Regions from separate parts of the Homo sapiens genome. Here regions 2, 3 and 4 are each linked to region 1. A link is a loop called in an ENCODE intact Hi-C map of the cell type or tissue named here. Cell type or tissue: CD4-positive, alpha-beta T cell. All regions are shown on one strand. Links, peaks and the distances in the headings refer to the core of each region. The heading gives the core; the rest is flanking DNA.

Region 1 (5,550 bases), core at 409-5,408:
AGAGTGAGAGAAAAGGGAAAGTGAGGAAGAGAAGGAGGAGACAAAATCAAAGATGGCATGTCATTACTGGGCTGGCCACAACTTCACAGGAAACAGAGCTGTGGCAGGATGTCAACAGAGGCTGACAGAACCAGTGCATGAGTCCAGTGGCACAGAGAGGGAATGAGGAGTGAGGAATCTGTCATCAACTCTCTCTTGCAATGGTTAAAGTTTGCACTTCTGAGCTGTGTTTCCCAAACACTCCAAGCAGCTGCTAAGAAAGTTTGGGTTTCATGGACTCAGCTGGGTCACCTCTGGGTGCTAAAACTGCTGTGGCTCCCACTGTGACAGACAGGAGCAATGGAGGATGTGCCCAGGAGGTGAGAGACAGGGGCTGTTAGGAGGTGAGCAACAGCAGCAGACGCCCATAGGGGTGGAGCCTGGCAATCCATGTAGGCTCCTATACTTAGGCTACTAGGGGATGTAACTTTCATTACCATTTATCCTATAATGAATAATCAACCCTTTCTTTACCAATTTGAATTCCAACTTTGCCATATTCTAAGTTCTTAATTATACTAGGGTTTATTTCTGATTCTACCTATGAATGTACAAATGTATAGTTACAATACTTTTCAGCTCTCTGGTGGTACAATTTCCCTCATTCATTTTTTCAAAGCTTTTTCTCAGCTATTTTCATAAACTCATGTGTGTAGGTAAAGTTATAATAATTTTAACTTGTTTTATAAAACAATTGAGGATCTGTATATAAATCACATTAAATTAATATATCTATTCAGGGATTCTCAAGATCTATAATACTGCACTATGTTTTACTTTTCATGAATACAGCAGAAGCTTCCATTTATTTAAGTTTTTTGAGGTCTCTCAGTAAAATTCTCCAACAATTTTTCATGTAGCTTCTGCAAAAGTTTTATTAAATTTTGGCCTAAATATTTTAAATTACATTACTCTGGTGGACAGGATTTTTTTTTTCATTGTGCTTTCTAACTGATAATTTATTGCATGTAGTAAACTTTTTATATTAATTTTATAACCAATCATCTTTCTAAACTTTCTAGTTAGTTCAAATAATTTTTCAGTTTATTCTCATGGGTTTTCTAGGCGGACAATCAAATTGTCTGTAAAGAATGATAATTTTTCCTTCTTCTCCAATAGTAACATTTCTTATTTTTCTTTTCTGCCCCTCTTCTTTGGCTATAACTTTAGAATATTGTTAAACAAATAATTGTGATAACAGTAATCTTTATCTTGCTCCTACCTTTAATAAGAATGCTTCTGCCATTTTACTTTTAAGTATGATGTTGGCTGTTGCTTTCAGAGAGAAATCTTAAATCCTATCAAGGTAACACATTTCTATTACTAGATCACAAAGAGTTTTTTCAATTGATCATCAATGTTCAATTTATATTTTTTGTCTTGAATAGACCTACCAGGACACTGTGTGTTTTACTGTGAAAAGGATGTTCACGTTTTCAATCCAATGTTTTTAACTGGACACTGGCCTGCCGCTTAGGACTCAGCTGCTTCTCCGGAGAGGGAGGCTTTGTTCTACCCTGCTACACAGGACACTAAAACCCCCTGTTTTGGGTCAGGCAGGCCATCTACAGTCTGACATTGCTCTTTCCGATGAGCTACTAAGCACCCACACAACTGTTTCAATTTGTGTTGCCTCAAAGTTACTGTCTCCAAACCTATATTGCTTACTAGCATTACACTTAGGCTTAGAGTATTTTTTACGTGTTTGTTCCCTAGTTAGTTAAGGGGACACAATGACATTGATTTATATCCATGATCCATGCTAGTTGTTTCTCTCCTCTTTAATCTTTGGACACTGGTGATTCCAGCCCCAACATCTCCCAATGCTTAGCTTACTTGGCTTTTTTTTTTTTTAATCTTGATATAAAAACTCTGTGGATTCTCATACTTCCTTAAAATAGAATATGATTTCTGTTTCACAATCTAGTTAGCTGATTTCATGTATTGTGTAAATTTCTTTTTTATTTTCTGACAGTCAGAAACATGTTTTCCCTCAAGGAAGTGAGTAGGTACAGGGGACTCCATGGAGCCCTTCGAATTTTCAACTGTGTTTATACCTTCTAGGTGCCTCTCCCCATTCCCAAAGTAGCCAGTCCACCTCTTCATCAATTTCCTTATTCCATTCCCATCATCAACCCCCTCTTTCAGCAAATGAAACTTGCCTCCTACTTCACTGAGAAAACCAAGGTGAGAATTCCCATTCCTAAAATCTATGACTAATTCTGGAGTCCTCCCTCCACTTTCCCTAGTTGACACCCTTCCCTACAGTTTCATGCAAAAAACAAAAATCACCTTTCACCACAAGACATCTTCACCCATTCCATCATCTCTGTATCACCTACCTCTGATGTATTAGCAACCTCTCCCTCTTTGCAGGCTTGGAAACTTCACCTTCCTTTAAGTCTTCAATCTAGATTTAAATCTCTGTATCTTCTCCCTACTTTCTCTCTCTCTTTCCAGTCATAAATGTGGAAACCCAGCAGTCCCTTTGCTGGCTCATCTTCCCCTGCCTCCATCTTAAATGTTGACACCCTCTCTTGACTCCAGGTTTTACTTTTAGCACTGTTTTTATTTCATGACACGTTGAGCGAGATTGCCCCCAGGTAATCGCATTCACTTCCTGAACTTCCACTCGTCTATGTGCTGCTGACTCCAGTGTTCTCATTTCTATTTCAAACCCCACTCTTAAATCTCACACTGTCTACTGGACCACCTCAACTTGTGTTTCCACCAGCACCTCAAAACAACATGGACAAAACCCCATGATCAGAGTCGTCCCTCCCCCACCAAATCTGCCCTTCTACCAACTCTCTTATTGCCACACGTGACATCACTGTCCACCCAGACACTCAAACCAGCGTGGGAGCCACCCCAGCCTCTCCCTCTCCTGCACATCCAGTCAATGCCTCCATTCAGCCTGTCTTCGCTCCTTGAGTTCTCCTGTGCTATTCTTCTCTCTCCCACAGTCCCTGCCGCAGCTCTGACCCTAAGCATTTCTCTTGGAACTCCTGGTATAGCCTCTGTGCTCTGAATGTTTTTCTCTTTTATGCACCAAGCTTTTTCTGACCTCTGGGCTTTCTTTCCCACATACTGCCCACTGTTCTCTCTCCTTAAAACACTTGTCTGCCCTGATCTTGACCTTGTCAAACATTCCTGAACATAATCATCAACGGAGACCTTCTTTAAAAAAAAAGAAAGAAAAAGTAGTTCTATTTAAATCACTTCTGTGCTTAAAACCCTCTAACAGCCTCCATTGCCCTTGAGATACAGTTTAATCTCCTTAGCATGGCATACAGATTCTCTGCTCTAGACCTTTCCCTTGCCAAACTTCTGCCCACATCCTGTGTTCTTGTCGCAGAAAATTTCTCATATCTCCCCATCTCTGTCATCCACATTGCTATTCTATGTTATTGTGAACATATCTTTACCTAATTTTTTTTTTTACTGGTAATGCTTCTACAACCTCCTCCCCCACCCAACTATCTAGCAAACCATCTATTTATCTTTTTTAAATGATCTCAAAAATAACCTACTACTTCTTTTTTTGCAGTCTGGCATAGACTTATGTCACAGCCTTTTTAATCGACAGATCTGTTTTCGGATCTGTTTGTCTCCCTGTAAATAACAGTACACAAGCTTGTTATGGCCATTTCCTCAATTCTTTATCCAAAACTACATTTCTTTATTGAAAAACCATTTTTAAGCACTCTGTTAAGCATTAGGAACACGAAGATTCATGATAATAACAACATAATCGTAGCTCCCAATGAACACACACAGAGAAAGGCAGAGAGACAAACATACACAGGTAACACAGCAAATACCCTGACAGTGATATTCACCATCTATTTATCTTAGGGGCACAGAGAAAGAATATCTAATTCTGCTAGTATCGCAAGAGTCTCAAAGTGTGCGTGACACATTTGCTTGGTAAATACATATAGTTTATTGAGGGCATCGTAGTTTGTTGGGAAAGAGAGAAGGAGTGAGCAGCCAGCTCATGGAATATCCCAAAGGAAGTTCCCCATGGACTCAGTCCATTTTCTCTCCAATCTGTATCTTCATCTTCACTCTATTTTGCATCTGGATCATCCATCCCTCTGGAACACAAGGGGCCCAAGGCAATTGTCAAGGGGGAGAACAGCTAATCTATGCTCTGCCAGTAAGTCTCTGGAAGTTCCTGCCACCCTCTGCCTCTGCCTGGAGCTCACACCCCCGGCTTGCAATTGCAGCCAGCAGATGTGTATTAAGAAATAACTAATCAAGCCATGGCCTTCAGCCACATGGTGGAGGCCAGTGTGGTAACTACACCCCCTGTCCATCTCTCTAAGTATCTGTAACCCCAAAAATTATGGAGCCAAGATGATTCATGATGTTCTCTGGACCATGAGCGCCTGAGGAATCTATAAACACACAGTCCTTAACCCCTTTGAGCCCCAAATGCTTCATCTGTCAAATGAGGATAATAACCTTCTCAAAGTGCTGCTATCCAGAACAATGTGATCTAAAATGCCTCACTTATTATCTACCACAAAATAATTGTAGCTTCTTTTCATTGAAGGCATACTCCATGCTGTGAGAAGAAATGTAAGGCATACTTCCCTTACATGGGTTTGATTTTGGGGTTTTGCTGTTCCACTTTTGTTTCAATGATGCCTATGACTTCTACATTTCTTTGGCTTAACACTTGTTTTCTCTTCAAGACACATTGAATAGATATTGAATTCAAGGGAACCATAATTATCACCATCACTTACAGTTCTTTGCTATCTTACCAATGAATCTAGAAGGGGATTCAGGTTGGATTGATGGCCTGAGCCAGTCTGGAGTTGGCTGTGACTGGATTCACTCCTGATGCTCTAAACTCTCATCTGAACACCACATATTGCCTTAATCCACATGCTTCACTTGGGATTCTACTCAGCCCTCGACTGCCTCTCTTGTCCTCACCACAAATAACCCTGGTTTGTTCAAATATAACACCAGCATTGAGAAGAAGGTGACTGGTGCGATTTCTTCCTATGGTCCCTTATTAAAAATGATTCACATCTCCCTTTGTAAGATGAGGCAAAAGCAAAGAAACAAAGTGAAATTGAAAAAGAAGGGGAAAACTGAAAACAGAAAGTCAACATGGCAAGAAAGCGGGAGATGTAGTCCCTGTTAGTCTCTGCAGGATAGGACCTCGGGGACAGCTCCCCTACCTCAACCACAAATAGAATATGATAATTCATCTCCTCAAACATACCAGGGGATTGCTGCCTCTAGCAGGAACTGGATTCCCCACGAATCTCTGAGACTGTAGCAGTCGACTCATTTTCTGGGCTACTTTTAACAAATCATTGAATTAATTTCCTTTCCAGTTCTTTATGAGAAAACTAAATTACAAATATCACCAAAATGTTCTTTCCCCACTGGCAAATTCCCCTGAGTCTAGTGTTTGAGTTTCTATGACTCCATTTGGAGTAGGTTTTAGGAGACATGCATTTTATTTGTAAAGGAAATATTCAGTAC
Region 2 (5,550 bases), core at 197-5,196, 180 kb before region 1:
ATAGTACAGTGAAGTTTACCACATCTATTGACTCTGTCTTTCACAAAAGGTTTCTCTGTGGCATGTGATGCTGTTTGATAGCATTTTACCCACAGTAGAACTTCTGTCAAATTGGAGTCAATCCTCTCAAACCCTGTTGCTGCTGTATTGCCTATAATAAGTTTGTGGAATATTATAAATCCTCTGTCATCATTTTAACAATGTTCATAGCATCTTCACCAAGAGTAGATTCCATCTCAAGAAACCACGTTCTTTACTCATCCATAGGAAGCAATTTTTCACCTGTTCAAGTTTTACCACAAGATTGCAGCAATTCAGTCCCATCTTCAGGGTCTACTTCTAATTCTAGTTCTCTTGCTATTTCTACTACATCTGCGTTGACTTTGTCCACTGAAGTCTTGAGTCCCTCAAAATCATCTATGAGCATTGGAATCTACTTCTTCCAAACTCCTGTTGATATGGATATTTTGACCTCTTGCCATGAATCACAAATGTCCTTAATGGCATCTAACATGGTGAATCCTTTCCAGAAGGTTTTCAATTTACTTTGCCCAGATCCATCAGAGGAATCACTATTTATGACAGCTAAAGCCTTACAAAATATGTTTTTTAAATAATAAGACTTGAAAGTTGAAATGACTCCTTGATTCATGGGCTGCAGAATGTTTTAGCAGGCATGGAAACAATATCCATCTTGTATATCTCCATCAGCTTTCCGGTGACAAGGTGCATTGTCAATGAGCAGCAATCTTCTGAAAGAACCTTCCCCCCGCCGCACCACCCCCACCCCCACCCCGAGGAGTAGGTCTTAATAGTGTGCTTAAAATATTCAGTAAACCATGCTGTAGACAGGTATGCTGTCATCCAGGCTTTGTTGTTCCATTTTAGAGCACAGGCAGAGAAGATTTAACATAATTCTCAAGGGCCCTAGGATTTTCAGAACGATCAGTGAGCATTGGCTTCTACTTAAAGTTACAAGCTACATTAGCCCCTAACAAGAGATCCAGCCTATCTTTTGAAGCTTTCAAACCATGCATTGACTTCTCCTCTATAGTTATGGAAGTCCTAGATAGCATCTTCTTCTAATAGAAGGCTGTTTTGCCTCCATTGAAAATCTATTGTTTAGTGCAGCTACCTTCATCAATGATCCTAGTTAGATCTTCTGGATAACTTGCAGCAGTTTCTATATCAACACTTGCTGCCTCTTTTTGCACCTTTATGATATTAAGACAGCTTATTTCCTTAACCTCATGAACCAACCTCTGCTGGCTTCTAACTTTTCTTCTGCAGCTTCCTCACCTCTCTCAGACTTCACAGAATTGAAGAGAGCTAGGGGCTTGTTCTGTATTTGCCTTTGGCTTAAGGGAACATTATGGCTTTTTTGATTTTCTATATAGACCACTCAAACTTTCTTCATATCAGCAATAGGGCTGTTTTGCTTTCTTATCATTCATGTGTTCACTGGAGTTGTGCTTTTAATTTCCTTCAAGAACTTTTCCTTTGCATTCACAACTTGGCTCTTTGGCCCAAGAGGCCTAGCTTTTGGTTTATTGTGGCTTTCAACATGCCTTCCTTACTAAGCTTAATCGTTCTATCTTTTGATTTAAAGTGAAAGACATGTTACTCTTCCTTTCACTTGAACACCTAGAGGCAATTGTGGTGTTATTAATTGGCCTAATGTCAGTACTGTTGTTTTTAGGGAATAGGGAGGACTGAGGCGAGGGGAGAGAGAAAGGGGGGTGGCCAGTGGGCAGAGTGGTCGCAACACACACGTTTATTGATTGAGTTCACCATCTTATATAAGTACAGTTTGTGGTGTCCCAAACCAATTATAGTAATAACATCAAAGATCACTGATCACAGATCACCATAACAGATGTACTAATAATTAAAAAGTTTGAAACATTGTGAGAATTACCAAAATGTTACACAGAGGCACAAAGTGAGCACACGATGTTGAAAAATGGCACCGATAGACTTGTTTGGTGCGGTTGCCACAAATCTTCAATCTGTAAAAAACACAATGTCCGTAAAACGCAATAAAGCAGAGAGCAATAAAATGAGGTTTGCCCATCATTCACCTTATTTGATTTATCCTATGGTACAAGCAGACAGGTTTGATTACAGAAGCAGTTCAGAAAGTTTGTGTAATTTGTTCAAGATTCCGACCGCTGATACATGGGACAGCCAAGACCAGAATTCAATTCTTCTAACTCCCAAGTGCAGTACTGTGTTGCTTTGGAGTCTGAAACCCTATAAGGTTCACACTTTTCTCAGCCCAGTCTGGCCCTCCCCTGGAATGCCTGTCTGGGGTCTTCCAGCCTCACCTAGGGATCCTGTGGAATGGTCAGTGGAGTACAGGGAAAGGAGTCTAATGTTGTGTTATTATCCTGGCTCTGCAGTCCCAAATTGCTCAGGAAACTTTTTATGGGTTTTAGTTTTGTCATCTGCAAAATGAAGCAGGTATTATGCACCCACTCCATCCTACAGGGGGCATTGAAGGCTCCAGGGCAGGAGTGTGCAAATCCTTCGAGGAGGTCCCTGTGCTGTTCCTGTAGGTGAGAGAGGCTTCCCATTTTCTGTTATTTCAACTCATCTGCCCTTAACAGTGGATGCTGTCCTCAGCCCCAAGCCAGAGGGAGGAGGCTGTGCCAGTCTGTGGGATCTGGGCTACTGCTCACTTGGGAGCCCTTTTGGCCAGCCTGTTTTCGTTGACTGTCCCAGGCAGCCTGCCTAGGGGCCTGTTTTGCTGGAAGAATGAGCAGTAGGGGGAAGAGCAGCTCCACAGGTGAGCAACAGAGACAGCTAGCTCAGAGCCTTTAAAATGAAAGTGTTCTCTTGAGAGTGTGCAAAGATCTGATTTGTGATAGATCAAAGTCAGGAAATGCATCACTCCTCCAGAATCAAAGGCTCCTTGCTCTCAGGAACAGACAGCAAAGATTCCTCTTGCAAGAAGAGCTAAGCATAACAATAGAGAGTGGCTGCCACCCTCCCCCAGGCCAGGATAGGGGCCTGGCTGTGTTGACAAACATCTGCACCTGGGCTGCACCTGCCAGGCAAGGACTGACCTGGAAGCTGCAAAGTGCACCTGCTCTTCTGATTTCCTGTTGTTCATCGGTGGTGGGGACAGGTTCCACTGAACCTTGAATATCCCTCCTTTCTCCATTTGGGGATTGGCTGAGGATGTGGCAGGGCTGGTCAGCCTCCAGTTCCAGCACTTCTACTCATTTCCTCTGTGACCTTGGGAAAGACCCTAGCTCAATTAGGTTTCCTCAACAGTCTTGTGGCTTCAGATCTTCTGTTTTATTCCCTCTCAGGGGTTTGGTGAGGGGTTCCATCCTGAGCTTCAGTCAGGACAATGGGTGGGGGATTTGCTCTGTGATCAGGAAGGAGCCATTCATGTGGCTTTGACCAGAAAGCACAGAAAAGAAGGGAGAACACCCAAGCCTTCCACAGCACTCGGTTCCAACCAGACTTTTTTATTCATCAGTGAAGTTTTATTCATCCATCCATTGATGGACACCTAGGTTATTGTAGTATACATACACAATGGAATAGTATTCAGCCTTAAAAACAGGAAATTTTGTTATTTGCAATAACATGGATTAACCCAGAGGCCACTATATTAAGTGAACTAAGCCAGGCACAAAGAGACAAATACCACATGATCTCACATATATGTGGAAATTTAAAAAGTCAAACTCTTAGAAGTAGAGAGCAGAATGGTGTTTACCAGGGGCTGGGGTGGGGAGGTGGAGGGGAACGGGGAGATGTTGGTCAGTGGGTATAAAGTTTCAGTTACACAGGAGGAGTTTTGGTGATTTATTTCACAGTATGTTGGCTACAGGTAAGAACAATGCATTGAATATTTCAAACAAGCTACAAAATAGGATTTAAAACCTTCCCATCACAAAGAAATGATACGAGGCGGGCATATCACTTGAGATCAGGAGTTCAAGACCAGCCTGGCCAACATGGCGAAATGCCATCTCTACTAAAAATACAAAAGTTAGCTGGGCATGGTGGCGCATGCCTGTAATCCCAGCTACTCGGAAGACTAAGGCAGAAGAATCGCTTGAACCTGGGAGGTGGAGGTTGCAGTGAGCAGAGATCGTGCCACTGCACTCTAGCCTGGGCAACAGAGGGAGAATCTGTCTTAACAACAACAACAACAACAAGAAAACAAAAACAAAGAAATGATAACTATTCAAGGGGATGGATATACTAATTAACCTGATTTGATTATTTCACAGTGTATATAAGTATTGAAACATCACCTGTGCCCCATAAATATATATGATTATTGCTTGTCTATTAAAAATAAAGCTAAAAAAAAAAAGAAAATTGAGGCTAGCAAGAGTGATGGTCCTTGGCTCTCCACCCCAACCCTACCCACACAGGTCACTTTAGCCACATTCATTCTTACTTCTACTATCCAAGGATAGGTTGTTCCTTCTCTTCCTCAAAGCTTCCAGGATGCTCTGGACTGTACTCTATCCCATATCTCCAAAACCTTGTCCCACTGGTTGTATTCAACCTCTTGCCCGCCTGGTGAGCCTTCCTTTCGGCCTGGGAACATACTCAACACATCCTCTCCTATAAATGAAGCAAACTGAAACTCTTCTCCACACCCATATTTGGCCACAACCTGATCTCTTTTCTCCCTTTCTCATCCACTCTTGAAAGCCTTGTCCATATTCTGGGCCTCCATTTCTGTATTTCACATTTTCAAACACATTTCAATCTGATTCCAGCCTTCACTGCTCTACTGAAACTTCTCTTGAAAAAATCACTGGAAAATCTTAATTGCCAAGTTCAAATCTTTACCATAGAGGACCTGTTTGCTGAAAGTGAGACAGTGAAAATGCCATTCTACTTCAGATGTTAGATTATCTTAGCCTCTGTGATTCCATGCACCTTTGGCCTTCCTGCTATGTCTCTTATTACCCCTTTATCTCCTCTGTGGGGACCTCTTCTATGCACTCATAAAATTCATCATTCTAGAGTTTTACTCTACACTCTTTTATCATCTAGCCTTATCCACTCTGAGTGTTTCAACTCCCACATATAAACTAATAATTTTCAAATCATTATTTTCGGTCCAGAGCTTTCCCCTGAGCTTCACACTTGCATAACCAACAGTGGGCTAGATGTTTTTACCTGGATGGACCATTCAGCATATCCAATACTAAACTCGTCATCTCATCCCTGTACGTTTTCTTCACCATTTCCAATCTCAGTTGCTGGCATTTCCATCCATCTCAGGTTCCCATCAGGCCAGAAACCTGAGAAACATCTCCCTCCACCCAAGTGCCTCCAGTTGTACCTTATAAGAAAAATTATCAAAATCTGTCCCATCTTCACTATCTTTCCTACCCCAAACTCTGGGAAAAGAGATAGAGTTCTACATGGGAGGGCTTTTGAGGCTCCACGCTAAGAATATGTCATAGACCTGAAGCTACTAAGACCGAAGTTTCCATGTGACTCTGATTTAGAGCCTCTGAGCAGGGTGGACAGCAACTGGGATTCATACAGATCCATAAACATGGA
Region 3 (5,550 bases), core at 317-5,316, 68 kb before region 1:
CTTCAGAGGGAGCTCATTTATGTGCTGGGAAGATGAAGCCATTGAAGATGGAAACTCCAGGGATAAGAGGGGAAATTAACAGAGCAAAGCCCTAGGAGATGGGATCCAGAAGGCAGGTGTGTGGACCATCCTTGGATGAAAGGAAGACTCCTTTAAGACAAGGGAGAAAGACACAGAAAAGCTTGTGGGGTATGAATGGAAATTTTAGGGAAATCATATCATTTAGCCTCATTTTTTTCCACGTGTGAATTTGGAAGTAATATGATCCGTTAAGAGAATGGGAAGAAACTAATTATGGACATGTGATGAAATTGTCAATTGTTATTGAGGGACAGCTGAGACTGGAGACCCAAACTCAACAGTGGCACTCATCAGCAAGGCTAATTTATTTCCTGTAAGTCACACTCCCTATTCTGGGTTCAAGAGCAAGACAGGCAGATGATTTGGTTAATTCTTAGTTGAGGTGTGGTCAGGCAGATGTAAGTAAAGGACAATTTGGCAAAGGAACTGGGGATATGGGTGGGCATAGAAGAAGGGGTGGTTCGTTGTGGCTCAGTCCAAATCATTGTTGAGGATTCAGAACATTGGCAAATGGAAAATGAACCATTTTTGTGTTGCTGTGTTTCCATTTATCACCTTGCTATATTTACACAGGTTAGAACAGCTGTTGGAAAAAACTCTATAGCTAACCAAAATTTTCGAACCACCCCTTTTCGAGGAGTGCCTTATCAAGATATTTCTAGCTAAACTGGGTATATCAAACATGATGGGTGAGACTCGAGTTCAGTGGTTTAACACAACAAAGGTTTATGTCTTGCTCATGCAAAGTCCAGGGCAGCCTGACTTCACTCAGGGATAGAAGTTGCTTCTATCTTGGGGCTCCACCATCTCAACACACAGCCCCTGAAGGGGCAGAAAGGATGGACTAGGCACACTGATTATTAGCACCTCAAAGCAGATGTAGAGATGCAAGAATTTGTTCACATTCCCATGAGCTCAAACTCATCCCAAGACTTCAAATGAACTTCAGAGAAAACTAGGAAATGAAGGAGAGTCCACAGGCATTCAGGGAGCATCAGTTGCCTCTGTTAACCTGGGTCAACCACCAAGAATGCTCAACCTGCACCTGGTAAACACCATTCCAGGGAACTTGACTATTTTGTGATGAGGAAGAAAAGGCTTAGAAAATGAGAAGTAGAACATTACTCGGGACACATAGTGTCCACGTAGCTCCAAAGCAAGCAGTTAAAAAGTAAAAAAAGGCTAGCCAAACTCTAATTTTTAATTGGATTTGTGTAGGAAAACAAAGGCAACAAGAAGAATGAGGAAGAGGAGGAAGAAGAGAGGGAGGAGCAGGAGGAGAAAGAGAAACAGAGAAAAGGAAGAAGGAGGAGAAAAAGAAGGACATGCACAAAAGCAACGAGGTCATTTCATGAAAGTCAAATTTTGCTATAATCATTTTTCCACCCTAAATTTGGCCAAAGAAGTGGCTGCTCACAGGAAATGGGAACATAAATAAGGGTAAGGCACAACAGCCACTGGTCTAAACTTGCAGCCCTGAAGGCCACATGGGACGCAGACAGGCTGGAGTGAAGTTGGAGGAATAAATGTTGAACTCCAAGTTGCCCCCAGAGTTCTCAGGCCTCCTCTGGCTTTCTTCCTAGCTTGCTGTAACTCACCATTTCGGAAGCGCTGGACTATTGTTATTATCATTATTTAAAATGCTTTTCAAGACCAAGAGGTATGAACAGGGCTGTTCCACAAGCAGCCCCACCCTTTCAGGGGAACGTGTTATTTCTTTTTAATTTGCTCACTCAGTCCTGAATAACTTTTCAGAGGGCTCCAGACACCGCAGTATGACAGCTAAACCAAGGCGCATCGGATGCGATGGAATTGCTCTACAAGCAACCTTGCCAAAGGCCCTTTTCGATGCACAAAGCTGGCTCTATCTTTGTATATTGAGGGAGCTAAATCAATGTTAAATGCTTGGCTCTTTTCACAGGACAATGACCAGGACCTAAGCTGCGTCCTTCCTTTTTGATTGACACTTGAAACGCAGCGCGGGAATCAGCCAGAGGCGCTGCTACAAGCCGAACCCTCTGCTGGGATAACCACTGGTGACATCTGCAGAAAGGCCGACAAAAGGCAGTTGAAAGCTGTGTTTGTTGCCTCCCCCCCTCAGATCTCCTCGCTTTCATGGAGCTCCTTCCTTGCTTTAATATTATGATTCAGCACCTGGCTTTTTTGAACCTTGCTTTAAACTTCAAAAGGCGAGGTGGTATTAACAAACATGAAACGAAAAAGTGGCGGTAGTTTGATTTACTGTTGTCGTCTTATCAAGGGATTTTTTTTTGTCACCAGCTGCCACTTTCTGTCATCTTTGGAGCCATTATCATTTCTCTAAAATCTAAAAGACTCCACTTAATAACAGCTTTGAATACAGGCAGGATCAGTAACATACACAGTTCTGGGGATGACAGGACCGTCAAATGAAAAGAAAGATGTTGCCAAAAAAAAAAAAAAAAAAAAAAAAAAATCCAAACCACACAAATAAGAGCTGTAGTACTTTCTAGTGACCTTGATTTCTGAATTAAACAAATCAAATCCAATTCTATTGTTCCTTTTGAATTCCAGTTTAGAGTTTCCTTGAGAAGTTCCTTTTTGTTGTTAGGACTAGTGGGGAGGAAAAAAACCTCAAGCCACAACAAGGCTTTGCTACTGCAGACAGAAGAGGAAGCTGCTGCTATCATGAAATGTTTGAAACGACCTCTGCTTGTGCCTCCGCTCAGCTAATTACCAGCTCACTTTCACTGACTTTCTAACACTTTGAGCACCCACTTGATGCTGACAGCCAGGCAAACATTGCAAACTCTCTCTAAAGAGAAGGTTGCTCCATGTTATGCTCTTTCCCAAGGACTAGCAGCTCTGGGCTTTCTCACCAAACCCACAGGACCTAAGAGGACTTTCTAACTGTGTTCATGGAAGCTGGGTCCACCAGCCCACTGATTAATCCTGTGATCTGCTTGGAACCTCACACACATGAAGTTGGTCAAAGCCACAAGGAACCTTAGAGATTACCCAATCCAGTGATTTGGTTTCTCCCAAGAACTTTTGCAAAAATATTGATGCTTCCTTGAGCTCCTCTCACATTGCTTGAATCCACAACTCAGAGAGTGTGCTGCAGACACCTGTATTTTTAAAACTTCTGATGATTCTGATTTCCAAAGAGGATTAAGATGAACCCTTACAGATGAGGTTTCTGAGAATCAGAGAACTTGAGTCACTTGCTGAAGGTTGCACAGCAAGTATGTGGCAGAGCTGGACTGAGACTAAGTGATGGGAGCCCAGAACAATGCCCACATCTCTATGGTAGATCCACAGATGAAAGCTGGAGAGTGCCAACTGGATGGCGCTTTTCACTATGGACTGGGCTGAGCATCTGCTTTCAAAGATGCCAGTCATAGTAACCCAAATTATTGTTACTGCCTCACTTAGCTTTTTCCCATCTGCTTCCCCCCATTAAGTGAGTAAAACTCTTCATAAACTTTCAGATACCATGAGTGATGAGTTTCCTACATCCTCCTTCTTCCCTAGCCCCTTAGGGCCTTGAGATATTATACTAAAATGTGGAGGCAATAACTGCTGATCCCTGGCAAACTTTTCAGAAGTAAAAAAAAATGGAAAAAGGGTGAAGCTGCTCATTTAGAAGTTATCAAGTGCAAAATATTTCATCTGTGCCTTGCTCTGATGTGTCATCACTTTGAAATAAGCCAAACACACTTGATCATCTGTTTCTTCCTTTTATAATCTATTAACCCAAACTTGCTGTTTTATTACACAGCATTGTTGGGTGTAGCATCAAAAATCTTATGTATTATAGCTGTTTTTACAAAGCTGTTCGTATCAAATTAGCCATATCAATGATTGCTTAATAGCCTGGAGTTTCAACCCATGAACCCTAAGTGGTCTACTTAGGGTGCTCGTTCCTGGACACCTCACAGACCTTTAGAAATAGGAAGCAGAGGTTTGGTCTCCAGATGAAGGAGAGTATCCTTGGAGATGTCCGTGGATCTGTTCTTGAAACACTGGGACTGTGACAGCTGCTCTAAAAAATAAAAATAAAAAAAAACCCAGAAAATAAACCCAAAACAAAATTATGAGATCTTTAGCCCAAAAGATCAGGTCAGTTTTGAAGATATAAAACAATACAGCAAGGGCCAATAGTTTATCTCCATGCCAACTTTTAATGAGTGTTAGTGATGTCTTGGAGGGCTGAATTAACAAGGATTTGGGACTCAATAGTAAAGCTATTATGAATGATTAGCAATGCCTGCCGTGGATGGGGAGATATATATGTATGTAGCTTTAAGACCTGATAGAGTGGTCAAAATGAGTTTGGAGTTATCCATGGGTTTATAGCCTAGTTTTCATTACTTACTAGGAAGCAATGAAAATCATTTAGGAAAAATCATTTAGTTTTCTCATTGTAAAATGGGTGTAACACCTTATACTGTGTTTTAAGATTTGAATGACACAGTAAGTAGAAAGCCATCATCCCACTGTGTGCCATACGGTAGGTGATGATCAAAAAAATTGAAGCTCTTATTGCTATTATGGAGGGAATAAAACTATTTCCCTTTAGTTAAGACTTTATAGAATAGGTAAAGGAAGCCCTTGGCATCATTCTCTAGGGAATGAGATGCAAGAATTTTGAGCCAGGAAAAATGTTTCTACTCTTCTCCTTAGTCTGACAATTTAAAAAAGAAGGAAGGAAGTGAGGATGGGAATAAAGCTAGGGAGGGAAGAATAGAAAGGAAAGAGGGAGAAAAGAAAGGTTCAATGATGGAATAGGAGAGTGGCAGATCCAGCAGGAAGTTGGCGGGAGATGAGCAGGACTGGGACAAAGTACTGGACATCTTGAGGTATAAAAAGATTTGTTCTTAGACTTTTTGAAAAGCCTTAGCCCCAGCATTCTGGCCAATAATAAAATTGTTCTATTTTGAATAAAAAGATGATTCTCCCCCATCTCATTAGCCACACTTCATAGTTGTTCCCCATTGTTAATATATATTTCCATATCTCTGTAGTCCCCACTGTCAAAAGGACAACATGAAAATGAAATTCTATCATAGTACAGTGAGTAGATACCTTCTGACTAGAACTCAGAAAGTAACAGGCATCATCTCGTGTGTAGCCACATACTGGCCAGGTGTCCTTGGATAAAGTCACATAGTCATTCTGAGACTGTTTCTTCTTTTATAAAGTGGAAATAAGGAAATCTCATCTGCTAACCTTAAAGGTTATTAGAAGAACAGCTAAAAGGTAATATGTATGAAACATCTTTGTCAACTGTATATTTTGATGCATGCATGAATGGATGATGACAACTAGTCCCAGGCTTTGCAGACATGGATCCACTTTTCTGGCGGGATTTTAGGAAAGAATATTCTTCATTATTTCAGTGGCCCCTGGCCTCACAACCTTCTAAAATATCTCCCCAAATCTTCTTCCTCAGTGATTTGAATTCTCATGGAATTAGAGACTTATTCT
Region 4 (5,550 bases), core at 325-5,324, 90 kb before region 1:
TACAGAGACTCTTTTGTGAAAGGAAAGTCCATTGGTGCAGCGAACTTCACTGTTGTCTTATTTTAAGAAATTGTCATAGCCACCCCAGCCTTCAGCAACCACCACCCTGATCAGTCAGCAGCCATCAACATGGAGGCAAGACCCTTCACCAGCAAAAAGATTATGACTTGCTGAAGACTCAGAGGATCATTAGCAGTTTTTTTTTATCAGTAAAGTATTTTTGATTAAGTTATGAGCATTGTTCCTTAGCCATAATGCTATTGCACACTTAATAGACTACAGTATAGTATAAATACAACTTTTATATGCACTGGAAAATCAAAAAGTTCATGTGACTTGCTTTATTGTGATACTTGCTTCATTGCAATGGTCTGGAACTGAACCTGCAATTTCTTCAACATATGCCTGTAATTCTTTATATATTTCTGTTTCATTTACTCATTATCTCATTCACTATGGGCCACCCTAACCATGCATGGCCACGTGCCATTATTTCCATGTCACAGATGTGAAGACTGAGGCTGAGGGATTAAACAACTTGCTGAAGCTCACACAGCCAGTAAAAGGGCTTAAACCCTGTCTGGTAAGTGCACATCACCTCTGTCCTCAGCCCCCAGTACTCAGTGGCCTGGCCTACTCTGTCCTGTCTTCTTCCCACAGACCTGTCAGCCCAGCCTCCGCAGCTGTAGATCCTTACCCACCATGTGGGAGGCAATGGTCCTTAGGACCCAGGGATTTCCCCTAAGGTACTTTAGCTCTGTCAGTATTGTGAGTGGGCAAAATGCCAGTGATCAAGGCTCCATCTTCCCCTCCCATGTCCTCTAGCAAGCCCCCTCCTTCTCCCTCACCTAGCACAGAGCCAATGCACTCCCAGTAAATTCAGTGTTTTTCCATTCCAGTGAGTGCAGCCTTTACTTTGATTTGGGTGCAAGCAGCTGCAGGTGCCTCAAGTCATCATGTGCTCTCTTTCCCCCTCGTTCCCTGCAATGTCATCCATGTTTACTTGCTGCTCTGGACTTTAGATTCTGTCAGCATGCCAGTCGGTGGGGCCGCCAGGCACCACAGCTGACAGTCAAATCTGTGATGCCGAATCCTTCTTCTGGAAAAAAGGGCTAAAGAGGTTAATACACTCAAGTCAGGATAAACACACCAGCTGTTAGAGTTTCTAATATTTAATATCATTATCAAATAAATAACTCAGGAAGAAATCACACACATACATACACACACACCACAAACACCCACAGCCGCTGCTTCATTTACAGTGGTTAAAAAAGAATATTCATAAATTATCTTAAAAGCCTCCACAATGGAGTAATGGTTGGGACACAATTAGGGAACATTTGCATATATGCTGCTGCCGGTCCCTGCCCAGAGACATCCTCCCCCAGGTCAGCCCTGGAGAGAGAAACTGGGGGAGCAGGAGGAAGGAATATGAGTTCACAACTATAGGCTTCCCTCTTGATCTGGTAAGATCTCAGCTCAGGCAAGCTTTGCTTCTGCTTTCAATGGCAGATTTCCCTCTGTTAAAAAAACATACCACACTTCTGTCTACCTACACAATTCAAGATAAATTCGTTTTGTTTCAGGAAAATATGTATTCAGACAAACAACATTAGTAATCAGTTTTGTGGATAATGGATTATTTAACTGACCAGTAAATAGTGTTTTGTTGTTGTTTACTCTTCAATCTACTTTGTGTGTAGATATTAGCCAGATCTTGTAGATCTAGCCTTCTGATTCCCTAAACACTAATACTAAGGCTGAGCAGGACAGAATTTTAACAGCCTGTTAACTGTGTCAGGAAAGTGTGAGTCTACTTTTTTTTTTTTTTTTTTTGCCTCAGCTCACTGGCTGCTGTTCACCTGGGCTAAAGGAACAGAAAATGATGATCATCGCATTTGGGGGGAAAATGAACATGGGCTAATTTTTTTTTTAAGGCTCCAACAAAATGTTTTCCAGGTCACAAAGCATGGAACAAAATGAGCTCCATATCTAGTTTATGTTGTATATTATAAGGGAAGCTGGTCTCGGTGACTCTGTTAAGGTTCCATGAGCATTTTTTGAGATAAAGCCTTCATTCCAAGGGGCCAGGGTTGAGCTATTTCCCTTCTCATCAAGCAAAAACCTGGCATCCCGTTTGTCTGTCCAGATGTATTTTTGTTTGGGTTTTTACGCTGTTTGATTGAGATCAAGTCATGAATTTCTGCTCTCTGGATGGGCAGAGGAATGACAATTTATGAAGTCTGAGGATGCATGTTGTTTAGCTCAAAAGCACAGCCAGATGAATTTTGGTGACAGGAAATGCTGCACTGCGTGGCCACAGCAGCCAATATCTGGGGCAATTTCTCTTTTACAGACTTTTGAAAATCAGAGCAGGAGGATATAGTTTTAATAATCTCTCATAACTGGGGCTGTAATGGGTGGGATGGATCAGATGGAAAGGATTCCAATAATTTAAATAGGACTTTGTTCTATAAGACTTCCATCATAATTGTCCTGTTGACATTGTATCTGTGCAAAGGCTTACAGTGATGACTGCACTGTCCACACACTTTCCATTTAATGCTAGGAATGGCGGACAGGCAAATGGCTTCTGCCTTTCAGTCTTTGAGCTTCCAAATGGCTCAGTGCCTCCTTTGCTCACTCAGACATCTTCTAGGTGCCCAGCCAGGTTCCTGGGTTCTTCAAACGAGTTTTTCAAGTGTGTAGAAAATATGCAGCCAGGTGGCAGGGATGAAGGCAAGAAGAATGAGTCTCTCCAGACCCCTGGGGACACCCAGTGGGTGAAAAGGTGTCTCAGAGCTGCTCAGTGGTGGGTTGAGGGTGTTATTAGAGGGATGGAACCATGTCTGAAGTTGGGGGTGTTGGCTGGAGTTTAGATCTTTGATTATTTTTCTATTCAGATATATCTAGATTTGATAAAGTGAGACGAAAATGATTGTTAGAGTCATGAGGATGAAAAAGAATGAAGAGCAAAATGGTGGGTGGGAGAAAGGGAGAGGGAAAGGGGAGGAGGAAAAGAGGAGAAAAGGAAGAAAGAGGGAAAGGGAGAGAGAGGGAGGGAAGGAAGGAAGGATGACGAAAACCAAACTCAGTTCTCAAAGTCAGAGGTGCGCTGTCTCGGGCAGGGACTCTGCCTTGCATAAGCAGTGCCCTCTGCCTAGCGTGCTTTTCACCCTTTTGCACATCAAAAGCTCCTCCTCATGTCTGAGTCACAGATCAAGCCTTCCTGACAACTCAGCACAGAGTTTAGTGCACCCCTCTCCCCTCTGCCTCATTTCCTTTCTGCACTACGCTGTTTCTCTTTGCCTTTCTGTCTTCCGGAGGAAGGGAAACACATCTTTACTTCACAGCTTCCCCCAGCATCCTGGGCCATTCTGGGTTCCCATAAATGTTGTTGAATGAATGAATGAAAATAAGAAAAGTGAACGATGACTAGAGATGCATCAAATACTAGTGTAAATCCAAGAACTCTCCTATAATAAAGAAATTTAATTTCAATTAGATGCATTTGTGATCATTTGCTAATAACAATAGAAATAAAAATGTTGTAAGAATAAGTCAAATATGTGGTGCAGATGGTCACTCTCAAGAGATTTCTTTCCATGCTAATAATAGATGTTTATAATGCCCTTTCTAAGAATAGAAAATACCTGTCATTCATATTAAAATATAAAATTAATTGTATGCTATTAACAAGCTTATGAGCTGTGTGAGGACCTTTTTTGAACAAATACACACACAAGTATTTAAGATAACCCAGGCTTAACTAAGTAGGGAACTAGACAAATGTATAGTTTGAGAGCCATTAACCTAAAAGTAATTTTTTTACGTTTTTTTTTTTTTTTGAGACGGAGTCTCTCCCTGTCGCCCAGACTGGAGTGCAGTGGCATGATCTCAGCTTACTACAACCTCTGCCTCCCAGGTTCAAGCAATTCTGCCTTAGCCTCCCAAGTAGCTGGGATTACAGGCACCCGCCACCATGCCCGGCTAATTTTTGTATTTTTAGTAGAGACAGGATTTCACCATGTTGGCCAGGCTGGTCTCAAACTCCTGACCTCAGGTGATCCACCTGCCTTGGCCTCCCAAAGTTCTGGGATTATAGGTGTGGGCCACTGAGCCTGGCCTTAAGGGTAATTTTTGCTTTTGTTTTCCCATCTCAGTGACGAAGCTGCCTCTGGGAGTTCTTTGTACTGACCAGGTCAGCCCAAAAAACAGGAACCAAACGACGAGAGTCCCTTCATTTCTATCAAACTTTCACTTCCTTCCCCTCTTAGCACCTGACTTGATTCCCAGGAGACCCTTCCAAGATGAGGAAGGAACTGACTTTCCCTTTCCCTGATGGGAATACAGGAGTCCAGCGAGCTGATGGCACTTGCCCAAGGCAGGTGCTACAGAAGACCTAACTCATCCTCTAGTCTGCTGCTGCCAGGAAAAGGGTAACATGGACCCAAGGTCAATTCCGAGCAGGAAGAGCTCTATTCATGGGACCTGGTCCTTGACTCTACCTTCCAGGATGTGAAAAGCTGTAAAAAGGGGATGCTGAGCAGCTTTTCTGATTATCTTCAGGGTAATAAAGAAGAAAGGGAATTAAACAGAAGGATTAAAAATTAAACACCACAAAAAACTTCTGGTTGCTAGGATGGTTTTTAAAACTGGAATAAACGAGTAAGATTCTTAGCGAGTTGAACTCTGCCACAATGATTTTCTTCCATAGAATTACAAATGTCTTAGGCTCCTTAGTGCTGATTTGCACTTCTTAATTCCCAACTCCAGGCAGGTGATGGGCAAGCAGGCACAGGAGCCTTCACTCTGAATTCCCAGCATCCCAACAGTTTAAGCCCCATGCTTTATTTATGTGAATTTTATCTTCATGTAGACATTTTGCTCTCCTTGCTGGAGAAGGTGGTTTCCCCAAACTGCTGCGAATGTTCCTTCTCTGTATATTTTATTCATACGAATCCGTTATTGGCCCATCCCTTCCTGAAAGAGCTGAAATTTGCCCTTGAGGCATCAGATGGAGTAGTCAGATTGTCAAATGTGTCCCCTAATTGAAGTGAACATTGGCACAATATTTGTCGACTGGAAATAAACAGCCCCAGTGAAGTAGCAGGTTTATCACCTTCATGCACTTGTTCAGGTCTTGCTGAGAGTTGACGGAAACACGCAGAGAGAGAAGCTATTTCTCCAGGAAATGAAAACTTTGGCGGATCAGGGGAAAGGGATCTTTCTTAGACTTTGAATCTCCTAAAGCCAAGAACAGTGGCCCAGGGCAGTCAGCAGGGCAGTCAGCAAGGTGAATTTCAGCACTCCTCTGCTGTCCTTTCTTCTCCTGCTCCCTTCAGGGGGCCTCTTCCTCCAGCACCCAAGGGCCCAGGATCAGCCTGCTTTCTCTCCTCCATCAGACCCTCTTTTAGGTTGTCCCTGCTATCAGAGTGTAAGGAACAAAAGATACAGGTGAGATGAAGTTCAGAAAGAGACTCAAATGACCTCCTCTGTCTCTTCCCAATGCCTCATGAATCCTACAACCTCAGAAGCTCTAGTTCT

Evidence for each region. Hi-C counts contacts between places; a loop is a spot of excess contacts. Peaks named below come from ENCODE experiments on the same cell type or tissue, not always from the same donor. Only the 100,000 strongest peaks of a DNase experiment are listed, where the experiment ranks them.
Region 2: a loop joins it to region 1, with 8 times the contacts of the local background. A loop is called at or near these places in 4 of 110 quality-filtered maps.
Region 3: a loop joins it to region 1, with 6 times the contacts of the local background. A loop is called at or near these places in 4 of 110 quality-filtered maps.
Region 4: a loop joins it to region 1, with 4 times the contacts of the local background. A loop is called at or near these places in 2 of 110 quality-filtered maps.

What each region holds. Positions count from the first base shown.
Region 1 is chr1:213,848,917-213,854,466 of GRCh38, forward strand. All of the region lies in intron 4 of PROX1-AS1 (PROX1 antisense RNA 1), which reads right to left. It also overlaps a transcript of RPS6KC1 not described here. Among named protein-coding and RNA genes, the nearest start is that of LINC00538, 73 kb to the right of the region's middle. In CD4-positive, alpha-beta T cell, for the core only: no CTCF peak of the experiment used is centred there; a DNase peak (open chromatin) is centred at 3,395; H3K27ac peaks cover 1,131 bases.
Region 2 is chr1:213,667,626-213,673,175 of GRCh38, forward strand. It overlaps a transcript of RPS6KC1 not described here. Among named protein-coding and RNA genes, the nearest start is that of LINC00538, 250 kb to the right of the region's middle. RefSeq lists an enhancer at 2,719-3,248. In CD4-positive, alpha-beta T cell, for the core only: a CTCF peak has its summit at 2,746 (motif pointing right); a DNase peak (open chromatin) is centred at 2,866.
Region 3 is chr1:213,781,307-213,786,856 of GRCh38, forward strand. It overlaps a transcript of RPS6KC1 not described here. Among named protein-coding and RNA genes, the nearest start is that of LINC00538, 140 kb to the right of the region's middle. In CD4-positive, alpha-beta T cell, for the core only: no CTCF peak of the experiment used is centred there; a DNase peak (open chromatin) is centred at 2,735.
Region 4 is chr1:213,759,029-213,764,578 of GRCh38, forward strand. It overlaps a transcript of RPS6KC1 not described here. Among named protein-coding and RNA genes, the nearest start is that of LINC00538, 160 kb to the right of the region's middle. In CD4-positive, alpha-beta T cell, for the core only: no CTCF peak of the experiment used is centred there; a DNase peak (open chromatin) is centred at 3,203.